Regions from separate parts of the Homo sapiens genome. Here region 1 is linked to region 2. A link is a loop called in an ENCODE intact Hi-C map of the cell type or tissue named here. Cell type or tissue: MCF 10A. All regions are shown on one strand.

Region 1 (8,000 bases), 1.9 Mb after region 2:
CCACATTTGTGTACCCAGCCATCAGTTGAAATTTTAGCCACTGAAGAAGTGCAAACAAAACCACAAGATAACACTACATATCCACTAAATGACTATATTTAAAAAGACAGGCAATAGCAAGTGTTGGGAACATGTGGAAAAACTGGATTCTTCATGCTTTGTTGGCAAGAACGTAAAATTATACAACCTCTTTGTAAAAGAGTATAGCAGTTCTTCAGAACGTTACCTACCCAGTTACCATACCATCCTCAACTCCACTCCCAGTGTACGTTCAAGAGATACGAAAACGTACGTCCACATAAAGACATGTACATGAATGTTTGTAGCAACACCATGCATATTAGTGAACATTTATTTTACACGCCTTTTTTACAAACATATTTCTAATATAAAATTTGATATGTCTAAATTCTATGCAACTTACCAAATATCCCATGTGACAGAATATGTTTCAGGGAAGCTTTGGAGAGGTATATTGTGATATAACATAGCCTGGTATCAATTATCAGTTTCTTGAAGAACAAACAGCTTTTTCTCTTGCTTGTTTTTGTTTTGATTTTAAATCTCATCAGGGAAGCATCATTAAAGTAGAATTTCTATTTTCTGAAAAAGCCCTCATCAGCCATTATTAAGTAGAATGGTGTCACTAAATATGACAACATAAAGAAGCATGTTACTATTATTATTATTTTGATGAGAGAGTACTTTGTCTTTGATACTTTAGCCAGAGTTACATTCTTCATCTTCAGAGAGCTCCCCTCTTGATTTTAGTGCCCTAGTAGGTCACCAAGTCAGCAAGCTCTGAAGACATCTAAGTTGCCTACACGTTTTTCATTTCTTGCTTATTTTCACTTCGTTTCTCACAGCCATTGCTCTATCTGCCTTTGTGTGTTGCTTGAGCAAGGCTGCAGGCTTCTTAAAGATTGCATTCCAATGACTCTGCTTTCTCCTTATGTCTACCTCAGGGTCAGGGCGTTCCAAGGTCAGGAAGAAAAGGGAGGAATAATTGTATACTGAAAAATATAAACAGACCTGTTTTGCTGGGGTACTCAGAAATAAGGTAAGGAGGTGCCGCTGCAGAGAGCAGAAATGGGTAAATTCCATCGGTCCATTTCATCCACAGTTTAACCTCTTCCTGATCAGATCAGTCAGTTCCCACTGCTTTTCGTTTTTAGTGAAGCACAGTTTTACAAGACGATCTTAGGGACTTGGGACATAAAACTTGAAAAGCATTCTCAATGGTAAAAATTACATGCATTTTTGTGAATGTGTCAGTCACTCCTTCCTTGTACCCTACACGTGCCTAGACTAGTGCCAGGCACACAGCAGTTTCTCAATACATGTCTTTAAAACTTATGAACTCCAAAAATGAGGAGAAAAGCTGAAGCTGGAGACAGGAACATATTCTGCAAGTCCTAGGATTAAAATAGGAGAGTGAAGTGATCGGGTTTGGGTTTCAGAAGGAATTCTCCTGTCTCAGTGTTGAAGATGGGTTGGAGAAGAACAAAGGTAAGACCATCTATGTAGAGAAAATGCACTTTTTGCCTAAACCAGAGGAATAAGGAGGAAGAGGTGGCATTCTACAGATGTGAAGGCAATTTATCTGTGAAGCTGAGGGACTCGGGATGTGGAGGGAGAAAGGGAGGGAAGCACCCAAGATTGTTGTGCAGGAGCTAAGCTTAGCTGGGGACCACGGGAGGCGCCTTTACCTGGGGCGGGACCTTCCTTAGGTGGGGGTTGAGGAAGAAGCGGCCAGGCTTGGCTTCCATCGAGGTTTCTGTATCTGGGTGATACCTGGTGATGTGTCGACAGGCAGTGGGTTAAGAAGGCCTCAATTTCAGGAAAGGACTATGGCCTGGTCACATACATTAGCGAGCTGTCTACATAGAGGTGGCAGTTTACATCTTGAGAATGGTTGCTTCCAGGAAAAGAGTATAGGATGAGAAAAGCAGTAGGAATGAAGAATGAAAGCCCCGCCTCAGGCGTGGGTGAAACCTTTTACCATAACCAGAGGTGCTGGGCCATTGGGAAAATGTGTCATTATTAATAAAGCTTCCGCCACCCCTCTTCTGGGTTGAATTTTTCCCCCCATCAAACATCCTATGTTGAGGTCCTAACCCCCAACACCTCAGAATGGGGCCCTGTTTGGAAAGAGGTTCCTTAGAGGTAATCAGTCAAGACGACGTCACACTGGAGTAGGATGGGCCCCTAATCTAACACGACTGTGTTCTTATAAAAAGAAGGCCAGGTGAAGAAGCCGACACACAGGAGAACGCTGCATGGAGACTGGAGTTCTGCTGCCAAGGAATCGGTGGAAGCCAGGAAAGAGCCTGCAACAGATCCTTCCGCCGCACCTCCAGAAGAAGCACAGCCCTGGGGACTGCTGGATCTTACACTTCTGGCTTCCAGAACAGTGAGTCAATACATTTCTGTTGTTTTAGCGGCTCAGTTTGCGGTCCTTTGTTGTGCCGACTCCAGGAAACTGGACAATCCCCATGCCGTGCAAAGCAAACGTTATATTCTAACCTTCAGTAATACACCCTCTCCCAAGTCCTGACATTTTTCTTTTTCTTTGATCTTTGCTCCCTGATTCTCAGAGGTTCCTGGATGGGCAGGTCATTCCGTGTGTACTCACCAATCCAGGCCCACACCCCAGTGCCCCGAGACTCAAATTACACCAGCAACTCTCAGCCACTTCAAAGAACCTAGTCTGTCCATATATGGCTCTTAAGTTTTTAGGTTTCAGCCCTGCCTGAAATAAGTGAAGTAATATCATTGTCCTCAATTTCCTCATATGGTGCTTAGATTGCAAGATCATTTCCAGCTCAAAGTTTCTAAAAGAGTTGAATTGAAAATATTTCTCAGAAGGATGAGGAGGAGTGGCCCAATCCCTTCCCTCACCTCATCCCTTCTTATCACGAAACTTCCTGGGCTTTTATCTGGGCAAGGGTAGGAGCCTTCGTGTGACATTAACAGGTAAATCCTTGGATTTTTGGCCATATCTTTAAGCCTTTCCTATAGACCTCTTAAATACGAAATTCCCACAACTGGAATATATACCGCATTGATACTATCTTCCCCTTTATCCTAAAACTGTCATCTTTAAGCTTCAAACAGTACTGTGATTTGATGTTAACCATGATGATTTGTACAACCGTATTTACAAGGCCACAACTCAAGTCATTTTTAGATTTCATCCTTCTAGACTGTAGCCAAATTCCCATCCATAAAGCCTATCTGATTCTTATTTCAGTGTACTCCTCTTTCTCTACCATCAGTATTGGATTATTCGTCAATTGCATTTGTATTCTCACCTTTTCTAACTATACTGCTCTAACTTACAATTTCAAATTCAATTTTTTTTCATAAAGCCACTAACCACCTAATTAAACAAACAAACATCCCATTATAGCCTTAGAATCTGCAGCTCACCCTGGTAAGCCCTGCACCAGACTAATGGTGTTATCAGCATGTCTTAAATACTGTTATCTAAATGTTATTGAAACTGTATCACATGTCAACTTGGGAAAAAATGTTGTGCATATTTTTGAGATAAGACCACTAAGCTGGTCCAAGGAATATATGTGTGAGTAACATTTCTCACTGTTTTTTTTTTAATTTAATGTCATTACTATAGCAGCGAAATGCACAATACATAAAAATATTAATATTCTGCCACGAAGTAAAACTATATTGTCATTTTCATACCTATTAGTAATTCAAGAGAAAAAGGTCTGTTCTTCTCAATCTTAGCTTTGATAAAAATTATAAATATATTTTTAAAACAATATATATTGTTTAATTAAAATAAATAAACAATATATTGCACTCTTTCATCCACCAAGCACAAAGCAGGTTCTGATAAAAAACAAAATATTATTAATTAGTTATCCAAAAGCATAGTTAATAGTGTAGAACCCTGTTTTTAATTCAGCATTTTTATATGTAAGAGTTTCATAGTTAATAGGAATTGGCCATTTTATAAATGGTTGGTGACAGCATCATACTGAATGGGATGCGATTCTTATGGTATATGACAATAGTCTATTCCTTCAAAGGGAGAGGTGACAGGGAGGTTAATTAACCTTTCATCAGTTAAGAGTCCTTTATCGATGAGGATGTAAAGAGAAATTCATCTCAAAACAATAGTTTGTGGGTACGGGTTGTTTTACCCATTTTCTAGATAAAAGGAGCTGAATTTCATATCCAAAATCTAGTTGCAGCCACCTACAGCCAAGTTAACCACATCGTCCCATTTCTGCTGATCAGAAAGGAAGCCTCTAGCAAACCATCTATATTAATGCAAAGAACAACTTTCTATCCAAATAATCTGAATTTAAATTTAGCAGATTTTTAAATTAATAAGCTTTTGACTTTATTGTTACTGAGATTCTACCTTATTGCAAACTGGGTTTCTTTCCAATTCTAAGGAGACAGTTATTCTTCTTTTTTTTTTTTTTTTTTTTTTTTGGGACAGAGTCTCGCTCTGTTGCCCCAGGCTGGAGTGCAGTGGTACAATCTCCACTTACTGCAACCTTTGCCTCATGGATTCAAGCGATTCTCCTGCCTCAGCTTCCTGAGTAACTGGGATTACAGGCGCAGGCCACCACACCTGGCTAATTTTTTATATTTTTGGTAGAGACGGGGTTTCACCATGTTGGCCAGGCTGGTCTTGAACTCCTGATCTCAAGTGATCCACCTGTCTCGGCCTCCCAAAGTGCTGGGATTACAGGTGTGAGCCACCATGCCCAGCCTCAGAATGGTTTCTTTTAGCTGCTTTTAGTAAAGTGCAAGAGAGAAACTCTGCCTTGCCCCTCTCACATATGCGCGTGCACACACACACACACACACAGAGGCAGGCAGGCCCACATTAGCACCCATGAGTAGGGAACTGTAGACTTTTCGTTGTCTTCTTTATAAATCAATGGGATGTAATGAATATTTTTTCTGATGGCTAAGGCCTTATAGCTATATTAATGGGATTATGGCGCCATCATGTGGTAATATGACATTTTTAAAAATTATTTTTTACTGGCTGGGTGCAGTGGCTCAAGCCTGAAATCACAGCACTTTGGGAGGCCGAGGCGAGCGGATCATGAGGTCAGGAGTTCAAGACTAGCCTGGCCAACATGGTGAAACCCCGTCTCTACTAAAGATAAAAAAAAATAGCTGGGCATGGTGGCGCGCACCTGTAATCCCAGCTACTTGGGAGGCTGAAGCAGGAGAATCACTTGAACCGGGGAGGCCGAGGTTGCAGTGAGCCGAGATCGTGCCATTGCACTCCAGCCTGGGCAACAGGCTGAGACTCCGTCTCAAAAATATATATATTTTTAAATTATGAAATACTTAAAATGTACTAAAAAGTACAGAAATAATAACAAATACTTGTGTACCCAAGTTTACGATATTACTTTATATATTTTTCTAAATTAAAGAAATAATCTTCACAAATACACAGATACTATCCCATCTCTCCATTCTCAGAAGTAACTACTGACTTCTGAGTATTAGTTTTGTTTCTTATGTAAATATGTATAATTCATAATCACTATGAACCATTATTTTATCAGTTGAAATGTCTACAACACATATGGCATCATTCTATTGAGATACACATTGGCAGATATATGTGTGTGTATGTATATATATTCTCTTGCAATTTGTGGTATTCACTTAATGGTAGGTTTTGAAGTTTTATCTATTTATATTTGTAGTTCTAGTTCTTTTTTAACAACAGTATAGTAGTAATACATCTCTTTGAACAGGACAGTGAAGTTGATTCCATTTGCTCAATATGATAAATTGCACTGCAAAGAACATTCTTTTACATGTCACAGTGTATAGGTTTCCTCTGGAGTTAAAACTTTGGCATGAAATTGCTTTCCAAACCTGATGCTCCTGTCTGTGTTTGTAATGCCTTTGCAGGCATTAAAACACCTCAGCTACAAGGTTGAATCAATGAGGTGAAAACAGAAAGCTTTCTCTTGTGTTCTTGACGTTAAAGCGTTGTTTCTATTTCATCATGGTGTGTAACGTTTGCTATTGTTTATTATGCGTACCATTTAGCAGGTTAAGAAAATTCCCTTCCCTTCCAAATATTCTAACAGTTTTATCTTGAATAAATACTATTTTAAAATGCACTTTTATATCTATTGGAATGGAATCAAACGTGATTCCTTTTTGACAATTTTTATGTGCTTGAAGTAAAGGGATATTTTACATGCACTCAGTTAAAAAACAAAAACAATAACAAAAACAAAAAACATTTAAACAGGATTTCCCCCCTCCCCAGACGATAAATGGAGTTTTTGCTCTATATCTTTGCTAGGCTCAACATATTTTGAAATATGCTTTGTACTGGGTGTGAGACGAGCCACTTTCATTATGCCTGCCACAGTTGAGCAAGTATAAATATGTAGGTTTCTGTTCTCGTAGCCCTTTATTTGTATATATAAAATATTACAAACACTATACATCTGGGATAATTATCTTGGCTAGTCAATTAACAAGAAAGCCAGATCTATATTCTCCTGACACAACTGGTTTATTATTGCCTTTACTTCTACAACTTCCCCTTTGTTAACTCTAAGCTCTTTAAGGATAAGGAGCTTGGTTACTTCATATTCTCACACAGCTTACTGCCAGGCATGTAGTAGATCTCTACAAATGTTTGTGGAAAGAATCAATGACCAGCATCAGGGAGAATCTTGCTTTTATTAGTATTTGAGTTATTATTTTTGAGACAAACACATTATAGCCCCTATTTTGTTGGGCATAAATTGATTCAACAATAATGAACAGAGAGAAGTTTAATACACAGAAAGTGCAATGGAGTTGCAGTGTGAGAGGTTTACATTTTTGTTTGAACTTCAAGAAGGAGATATTTAAGGATTAAAACCTGGAATTGGAAAATGAAAAGGAAAAATGCTATTAAAAATTAGCAAAATTTTATAAAGAATTTTATAAAGAAACAAAATTAACATCTCAATGTAAAATATATCACCATTGAAATTTAAAACTCGGTAAACAGTGGGCATCTTAATTAGACACTGTTGAAGATCGAAACAAGGAGCTGAACAACATGTAGAAGAAACTAACCGTAATGCACAGCATAGATAGAGATGGAAAACATGGAGGAGAGGTTAAGACACATGAAGTACAAAATAAGGTCCAGGATATGGTTTACAGAACCTTTAATATAAAAGAACTGAGAAACAGGAGTACAGCAATATTTCAAGATATAATGACTAAGAGTTTTCCAAATTAAATGGAATAAATGAATCCTCAGCTTCAAAAACAAAACAAATACCAAGAGAAATAAATGTTCAAACATCTCCCATTTCAGACGAATTTTAGAACTGTAAAATCCCTCCCCTCAAAAATTAAACTCCAAATTACCTATAAAAATGGCTACTAAAAACGATAAGCTAGAAAATACCAGAATAACATCTTCCAAGTTCTAAAAGGAACTGCTATAAATCCAGAGATTTGTATTCAGTTAAACTCTCATTGAAGAACAACAGAGAAATAAATAGTTTTCAGACAAACTGCAAAAAATGTCATGAGGACATGTCATGAAATGAACTTCTGAAGGATGTATTCCAGAAAGAACAAAATCACACCGAGAAAAATTACACAAATTTCAAAACTGAAAGTAAGCAAGATTCTGGGAAACAGGAAGGTCAATCTCGACAAACACAATTTTCATCAAAAGAGAAGAATGTCCAAGAAAAGGTGACTAAAAAAGTAAGTGCAATGGGAAAAAGATCTGAACAGACACCTCCCCAAAGAAGATAGACTGATGGCAAACAGGCATAAACCCATGAAAAGATGCTCAACATCATGTGTTATTAGGGAATTGTAAATTAACACAACAATGAGATACCACAACACACATACTACAATAACTAAAATCCAAAATACTGACAACACCAAATGCTGGTGAAGGTGTGGAACAACAGGAACTCTCATTCATTGCTGGTGGGAATGCAAAATGGTTC
Region 2 (8,000 bases):
CACCAAAAGCCTGGGTCCTGATCCAGGATGCTTGTCCCAAAAGGGGCCCCACATACTTGATTAAGAAGGAAAGAGTGAGACCACTGTGAGGGGCAACAGTCAAGGATGGGGGGCAGAAGGGGTCTTTGAATCTGAAGCCCACCAGGGGCTGACTGTCCAGCTTTGATGTGAGCAAGAGCCCCTTTGAGGAGCTGCCCAGGCTAGTTCCTTCCACAGTGGCTCAAAGACAGGAGTGCCTGATCTGCTGCCGACTGGCTGGGAGACTGAGATTTGTTGCAGGCCAACTAGTGCATGTGACCCAGTGTCAGATATATCCCCAAAATATCCCTGGCAAGTGGCGGGATGATCTCCTACCCCTTCGCTTGAGCAGGCCGGAGGCCAGGAGCTGAGACTCCTCATTCTCCATTTCTGTTTACCTTCTCCCCAGCTGGGAACAAAGGACAAGAATTTGGGAGTGACAGGCATGTGGCCACACACTCAAATGCACTTGTTTATACCTGTTTGTTTACTGTTTCAGCAGATTCTTGCTTAGCAATAACTGAGTTTATCTCCTTGTCTTAAGGAAACTCTTAAGAATGTTATTATAATGTAGTAAAATTTAAATGTCTCTTGAATGATGAAGCACTAACTAATGTGCTATATCTAAATGTAGAAATGCACATTTACGAGTATTGTCCTCTCCCGGCATTTTCATCTGAACACTCAGTCTGTTGACAACACTCAAAAACTTCATAAAAGATCACAATCTAGCACTTAAGTTCTACAGATAATGTTGAAATCTTGCACAAGATTTAGGAATCTCAGGCAATGACATGCATAACATTGCTATTAGGAAATGTGTAATATACTCTTCTGTTACTATCAGTGGAAAGTCAAAAAACAAACAAACCATAGTGATAAGAGCTGTGTGAATTAAGGAATTTTAGAGCTGAAAGTGACCTTCGAAATCCTAGAGCCTCACCCATTTTTACCTTCTAATAATCGTGCTGTAAAATATCACACTTACACTGTAGAAAATTTGGAAATATACAGAAGATGTTTAAAATTAGGAAGAAAAGGCTGGGCACCGTGGCTCATGCCTGTAATCCCCGCACTTTCGGAGGCTGAGGTGGGCAGATCACAAGGTCAAGAGATCGAGACCAGCCTGGCCAACATGGTGAAACCCAGTCTCTACTAAAAATACAAAAAATTAGCTGGGCGTGGTGGCGCGCGCCACTGCAATCTGACCTAGCGACAGACTGAGACTCAGTCTCAAAAAAAAAAAAAAATCAGGAAGAAAAAAATCACCCACAATTGTATCACCTACAAGAGGTCACCATTTTTTAAAACTTTGCCGTATTTCCTTTCAGACATGTAAAATTTTTGATATATTTATTTTTTTCTTTTTCTTGCTACAAAAAACTGAGATCGTACAGTTTGTATCCTTCACCCTTTACTTAACATTATATAGTGATAATTTTGCTTTTTATTAAAAACTTTTTGAATATGGAATTTTTATTGATTACATAAAATGTGACAGTATGGCATAGAGTCATAAAATATTTGTAACCGTCATCATAGTATTGAATGTGTAATTGCGTTTAAAGATACTATAGTATAGATGTGCTAAGGGAAATACTTTTGTGCATAACTGTTTGTCCCATTTTTAAATTGTTTCTGTAGAAATTGTTGCCAAATTTTGTTCCAGCCAGGTGCGGTGGCTCGCACCTGTAATCCCAGTACTTTGGGAGGCCGAGGTGGGTGGATCACTTGATGTCAGGAGTTCAAGACCAGCCTGGCCAACATGGTGAAACCCTCTCTCTATTAAAAATACAAAAAATTAGCTGGGCATGGTGGTGCGTACCTGTAATCCCAGCTACTCGGGAGGCTGAGGCAGGAGAATTGCTTGAATCCAGGAGGCAGAGGTTGCAGTGAGCAGAGATCTCACCACTGCACTCTAGCCTAGGCAACAGAGGGAGACTCCATCTCAAAAAACAAAACCAAACAAAAAAACAAAACAAAACAAAATTTTGTTCCAGAAAAGTTATAACAATTTTTATCAACAACATGAGAGTGTCTATTTCAGTGTAACCTTTCTAGAATCAGAGTATTACTTTTTTTTTTTGAGGCAGAGTCTGGCTCTGTCGCCCAGGCTGGAATGCAGTGGGGTAGTCTTGGCTCACCGCAACTTCCGCCTCCTGGGTTCAAGCAATTCTCTGCCTCAGCCTCCTGAGTAGCTGGGATTACAGGCACCTGCCACCACGCCCGGCTAATTTTTTGTATTTTTAGTAGAGACAGGGCTTCACCATCTTGGCCAAGCCGGCCTTGAACTCCTTACCTCAGGATCCACTGGCCTCGGCCTCCCAAAGTACTGGGATTACAGGTGTGAGCCACCATGCCTGGTCGAGTATTACCATTTTTAATAATGGTAATGGGTAATATAAAATAATGTTATTTTAGGAAACAATTCTAAAGCTTCATTTTCAGGAGACTGAGATTTTAGAAGCTACTTCTTTAATTCTTATGACATAGAGTCGGATTAGACACAAAATAAATGTTATGAAAATGCTACTACTGTTCTTTGAAGGCTGTTTATAGTTTGTAGATGCTGAGAATATGGTGAAATGGTAAACTATGCATAGCCTTAACTTACGGAGTGCTAGAGTTTTGGGCTGAGGAGCTGGTCACCATTGGGCATCTGACAACTGATTGTTTGGGCTTCTGGGACTGTTTCTGGAGGGGCCTGGATCTCAGCACACTGTGTCAGGTAGGAGAGGAAAAAAACGTTATCTGTTTGCTCCTAAGCTCATTGGTTGAAGATTCGCCCCACAAGCTTCAATTTCTCTGCACTTACTTTTTTCTCTGACTTATTGTGGGTTTCTCAAGCATAGGGGCCAGGGGTCCTGTGAGGTGGGTGCCATTTGGGATGCCACATGGAGCTGGCAGTGTCCACAGACAGCTGGTTTCTGCAGTGGCAGCAGGGTGGAGTAAGCGTCCAACGGTGTCCAAAGATTTGGAGTGGTACTTAAGAGGTGTTTACACGAGCAACAAGGTAAGTAGAGATAACTGGGCCTTCAATACAGAGGTTGATGGAAACACATCTGCAAGTGTACCTGATTCAAATCATCACACAGTAACCCCTCCAGGGGAATGTCAAATTCTGTACTGTTTTTAATGCTCAGCTGACACATTGCTCTAGTCCAGTGGTTCTAGAACTTTTTGAGCTTAGGATCCCTTTATACTCTTAAAAATTATTGAGAACTTCAGACAAATTCATATATATGAAGTGAGGGGACAGAAAGGAGGTATATCTATATCCATATCTATCTATCTATCAATATTTATCATATTAAAAATTAAAATGGAAAAAAATAAAGAATATTTATAGATGGAAAAGTGGCCATTATAAACCAATTACATGTTAACACAAATAATGTGTTTTATGCAAAATAACTATATTTCCCAAAATAACAGTTAGTGGCATCAGTGGCATTGGTTTACATTTTGCAAACCTCTTGAATAGCGGGTTTAATATCAGATAGTGGAATTCTCTTTTTTTTTTTTTTTGAGACATTGTCTCGCTCTGTTGCCCAGACTGGAGTGCAGTGGTGCAATCTCAGCTCACTGCGACCTCTGCCTCCCGGGTTCATGCGATTCTCGCGCCTCAGGCTTCCGAGTAGCTGGGATTTATAGGCGTGCGCCACCATGCCCAGCTAATTTTTTGTATTTTTCGTCGAGACGGGGTTTCACCATGTTGGCCAGGCTGCTCTTGAACTCCTGACCTCGAGTGATCTGCCCACCTCGGCCTCCCAAAATGCTGAGATTACAGGCGTGAGCCATCGCATCCGGTCGCAGATGGTGGAGTTTTTATTTCTGCTTCCACATTTGACCTGTTACCATATGTTTTGTTTGAAGTAGATGGGGAAGTCCAGCACCCCCCAGGTATACAATTGAAAAGGGGGACTTCGTGTGTCCCTGAAGTCCACAGACCACACTTTGAGAACTGCTGCTCAAGTCTAAGTTGCGAATTTCTCAATTACATGAACAAGACTCTAGCGGAAACCAGTACTGTGTGCGCTCAACAGACTAAATTGTTTGGAAAAGCGTTTCCTAGGAGTTGCTATAAACCAAATGACTCATTTAAACGTTTTTATTACTTTGACAAATACTTCGGCTCTGCAGCCTGTTCCTTTTTTAAACCAACTTGCCTCATTACACAGCTGTGGTCTGCACAGCTTTGGCCACCAGGTGGCTCCCACCCCCAGCCTTTTCTAGAAGGATCCATTCAGGACGCTTCATTCCTTGATGGCGCCCTAGCTGCTCAGGGCACTCAGGGAAACTTTATTTTGTTCAACATAAGAAAAGAGTCAGTTGTGGGAGGCCGACGCAGGCGGATCAACTGAGGTCAGGAGTTTGAGACCAGCCTGGCCAACCTGGCAAAACTCCGTCTCTACTAAAAATACAAAAATTAGCCGGGCATAATGGCGGGCACGTGTAATCCCAGCTACTTGGGAGGCTGAGGCAGGAGAGCTGCTTGAACCTCAAAGGCAGGGGTAGCAGTGAGCCGAGATCATGCCACTGCACTCCAGCCTGGGCGACAGAGGAAGACTCCATCTCAACAACAACAACAAAAAAAAAAAAAAAAAAAAAAAAAGAGGAGAAAAGAGTCAGTTGGGTAAGGGGAGGATTATTTCAAGGAAAAGGGAAGTTAAGAAAGAATAGAACTGGCAGTGCGTGGTGGCTCACGCCTGTAATCCCAGCACTTTGGGAGGCCGAGGCGGGTCTAACACGAGGTCAGGAGTTCGAGACCAGCACAGCCAAGATGGTGAAACCCCCTTCTCCACTAAAAATACAAAAATTAGCCGGGCATGGCAGCAGGTACCTGTAATCCCAGCTGCTCAGGAGGCTGAGGCAGAGAATTGCTTGAACTCGGGAGGCGGAGGTTGCAGTGAGTCGAGATTGCTCCACCGCACTCCAGCCTGGGCGAAAGAGTGAGACTCCGTCTCAAAAAAAAAAAAAGTATATTTAACATAGGAGGTTGGTAAAAAAAATCTAAAAGAGTTGGTCTGAATACTGGAAGAAGTACTATATGGCACCTTTACTCTCTTACCAGCTTAATGTAGCTTTTTCCTTCTCATTGTTTTTAACTGATATGCTTAAATTGGGTATTATTATCTCTACTAAAATGGTTCTCTCTCAAAGCAAGGTGTTATACTAGATACCACGTGGGATAAACAAAGAGGTGGTGGGGAATGCGCCCCTCCACCCTGAGAGACAGGAGGTGTGGGTGTTTTCACTCTAGCACATATTCACTGTGACACTGTGGGGTTACTTCTGTTTCCTAACCTGAGTGATCCACCCCACTTACAAGAGAGGGCTGATAATCCTTAACTGTCCAGAGGTTTGTTTCCAAATCAGATTGTCTCTGGAGTTCCTTGCGAGACTCGAAATACACGATTCTGTGATTCTATTTCAGTCTGGTTGAGTTCTTTAGTTGCAAGCAACAGATAACCAACTTGGTTAATCTTGCCCAGTTTCCTTAATAAGACTCATACGGCCCTTCGCTACCTGGGCCCTGCCTGTGCCTCCAGCCTCAAATCTTCTTCAGGCACTGTGAAGCTCCAGACATATGGCGACATCCCCCACACCATGTGTGCCCCTTCTCCGGCCTCTGCTGCCTAATAGTAGGTTTCAGGTAGGCATCACTTCCGCTGGGCTGCCTTCCATGACCTCCCCAGTCTGGATCGCGTCCTCTCCTGGGTGCTCCAGCAGCAGCTTCCTCCACTTCTCCATCATACCTTTGAGACTATTGTATTATAATTTTCTAAATGCTTTCCCCTCCTGTGAGTCCTGGGCAGAAGGAAGCATGTCCACCTTCTTCACGGGTATCCCCAATACACAGTACAGTGTCTGGCACACAGCAGGTACACAAAATATATTTAATGAAGGAACAGAGGAAGGGAGAGAAGATATCTCTTCTTGGATAGTGCCAGTCATATATTAGGTGTTCATTAAACATTTGTAGAACCGAACTGAGAATGCTGAGCCCTTTAACAGGATCCTCAAAACCTCGTAAAATAAACACAGATAGGCCGGGCGCGGTGGCTCACGCTTGTAATCCCAGTACTTTGGAAGGCTGAGGCGTGTGGATCACAAGGTCAGGAGATCGAGACCATCCTGGCTAACGCAGGTGAAACCTGGTCTCTAGTAAAAATAGAAAAAATTAGCCGGGAGTGGTAGCGGGCGCCTGTAGTCCCAACTACTCGGGAGGCTGAGGCAGGAGAATGGCATGAACCCGGGACGCGGAGCTTGCAGTGAGCCGAGATAGCGCCACTGCACTCCAGCCTGGGCTACAGAGCAAGACTCTTGTCTCAATAAAAATAAAAAACACAGATAATAATAGGATTTTGCCGAATATAGAACCAAGTGGCAGATTTAAAATTTGAACCACAACATCCTGGATTTGACGTCTTTTGTACTACTTTTGTTGAGAAAGGGGAAATGCTCTCTTCACTCAGGCACCCACCACGAGAGCTAGCCTGGAGGATGCGGGCTCAGCACGTGCTAGAGGAACCCCGGGGGGATGGAGAAACGGTGGAGAGACGGGGAGGGCTCCGGAAAACTGCGTTCTCACAAGACCAAAGGGAGGGGAGGGAGGGGGAGATGTGGCTGCAAGTGCAGTTGGAGAGGGTGTGAAGAGATCGGGAGTCCTCTGCGAGGCTCTGGAGCACCCGGCGCCTAAGAGGCTAGTGCGCCCCGTGCCGCTGCGGTAGGACCTGGCGGTCCGCAGCTCCTGAAGGGCCTGGCCGTTCACGGGGCAGGCAGGACGGGCGAAATCCCCCGCAGTTAGCGGTCAACAGAAAGGGCGACACGGAACGGGGTTCCTGGCACCCGAGCTCGCCGCACCGAAGTCTCCTGGTAACAGCGACACGGGACCGGGCTATGTGACCACACACCTGAAGCCCCTGGAGAGCTCTTTGTTTTATTTCAAATTGTGGTAAAAAGGACATAACATTAAATACCATCTTACCCATTTTTAAGTGCACAGTTCAGTGGCATCGAGAGCATTCACATCGCTGTGTGGCCATCACCACTGTCCACCTCTAGAACTCTTCATCGGCCTGTGCAGCAGCTGCCACCTGTTCAACACTAACTCCCGGTTCCCACTCCCGCAGCGCCGTATCACACTTACACTTCTGTGTCTATGAATTCGCCTGCTTTACATATGGCATATGAGTGGAATCACACAGTATTGGTACTTTTGTGACTGGCCTATTTCACTCAGCATAATGGCCTGGAGGTTCATCCATGTTGTAGCATGTAATGGGATTTCCTTCTTTTTTTTTTTTTTTTTTTTGACAGAATCTTGCTCTGTCGCCCAGGCTGGAGTGCAGTGGCGTGATCTCGGTTCACTGCAATCTCCGTCTCCCGGGTTCAAGTGATTCTTTGCCTCAGCCTCCCGAGTAGCTGGGATTACAGGCAAGCTCCACCATGCCCAGCTTCTTTGTGTATTTTCAGTAGAGATGGGGTTATGCCTTGTTGGTCAGGCTGGTCTTGACCTCAGGTGATCCACCCACCCTGGCCTCCCAAAGTGCTGGGATTACAGGTGGGAGCCACCATGCCGGGCAATTTCCTTTTCTTCTTCTTTTTTTTTTTTTTTTGAGACAGAGTCTTGCCCTGTCGCCCAGGCTGGAGTGTGCAATGGCATGATATTGGCTCACTGCAACCTCCATGTCTTGGTTTCAAACCATTCTCCTGCCTCAGCCTCCCAACTCCCAAGTATCTGGGATTACAGGCACCTGCCACCACACCTGGCTAATTTTTGTGTTTTTAGTAGAGATGGGGTTTCACCATGTTGGCCAGGCTGGTCTCGAACTTCTGACCTCGTGATCCACCCATCTCGGCCTCCCAAAGTCCTGGGATTACAGGCATGAGCCACTGCACCTGGCCGATTTCCTTCTTTTTAAAGGCTCTATAATATTCCACTGTATGGATGCACCACATTTTGTGTAATAATTCAT

The links. A loop is a pair of places that touch in the nucleus more often than their neighbours do. Peaks named below come from ENCODE experiments on the same cell type or tissue, not always from the same donor. Only the 100,000 strongest peaks of a DNase experiment are listed, where the experiment ranks them.
Region 1: it touches region 2 in a loop (26-fold over the local background); 7 of 110 quality-filtered maps call a loop at or near these places.

Annotation. Positions count from the first base shown.
Region 1 is chr13:22,791,293-22,799,292 of GRCh38, forward strand. No RefSeq gene overlaps it. Among named protein-coding and RNA genes, the nearest start is that of LINC00621, 120 kb to the right of the region's middle. In MCF 10A, a CTCF peak has its summit at 4,990 (motif pointing left); no DNase peak of the experiment used is centred here.
Region 2 is chr13:20,939,509-20,947,508 of GRCh38, forward strand. It overlaps LINC00367 (long intergenic non-protein coding RNA 367), which reads right to left. Exons shown (of 6, transcript NR_104058.1): 3 at 2,834-3,092; 4 at 2,633-2,737; 5 at 355-427. Among named protein-coding and RNA genes, the nearest start is that of LINC00367, 5.9 kb to the right of the region's middle. RefSeq lists enhancers at 92-591, 3,986-4,562. In MCF 10A, a CTCF peak has its summit at 4,221 (motif pointing right); a DNase peak (open chromatin) is centred at 4,223.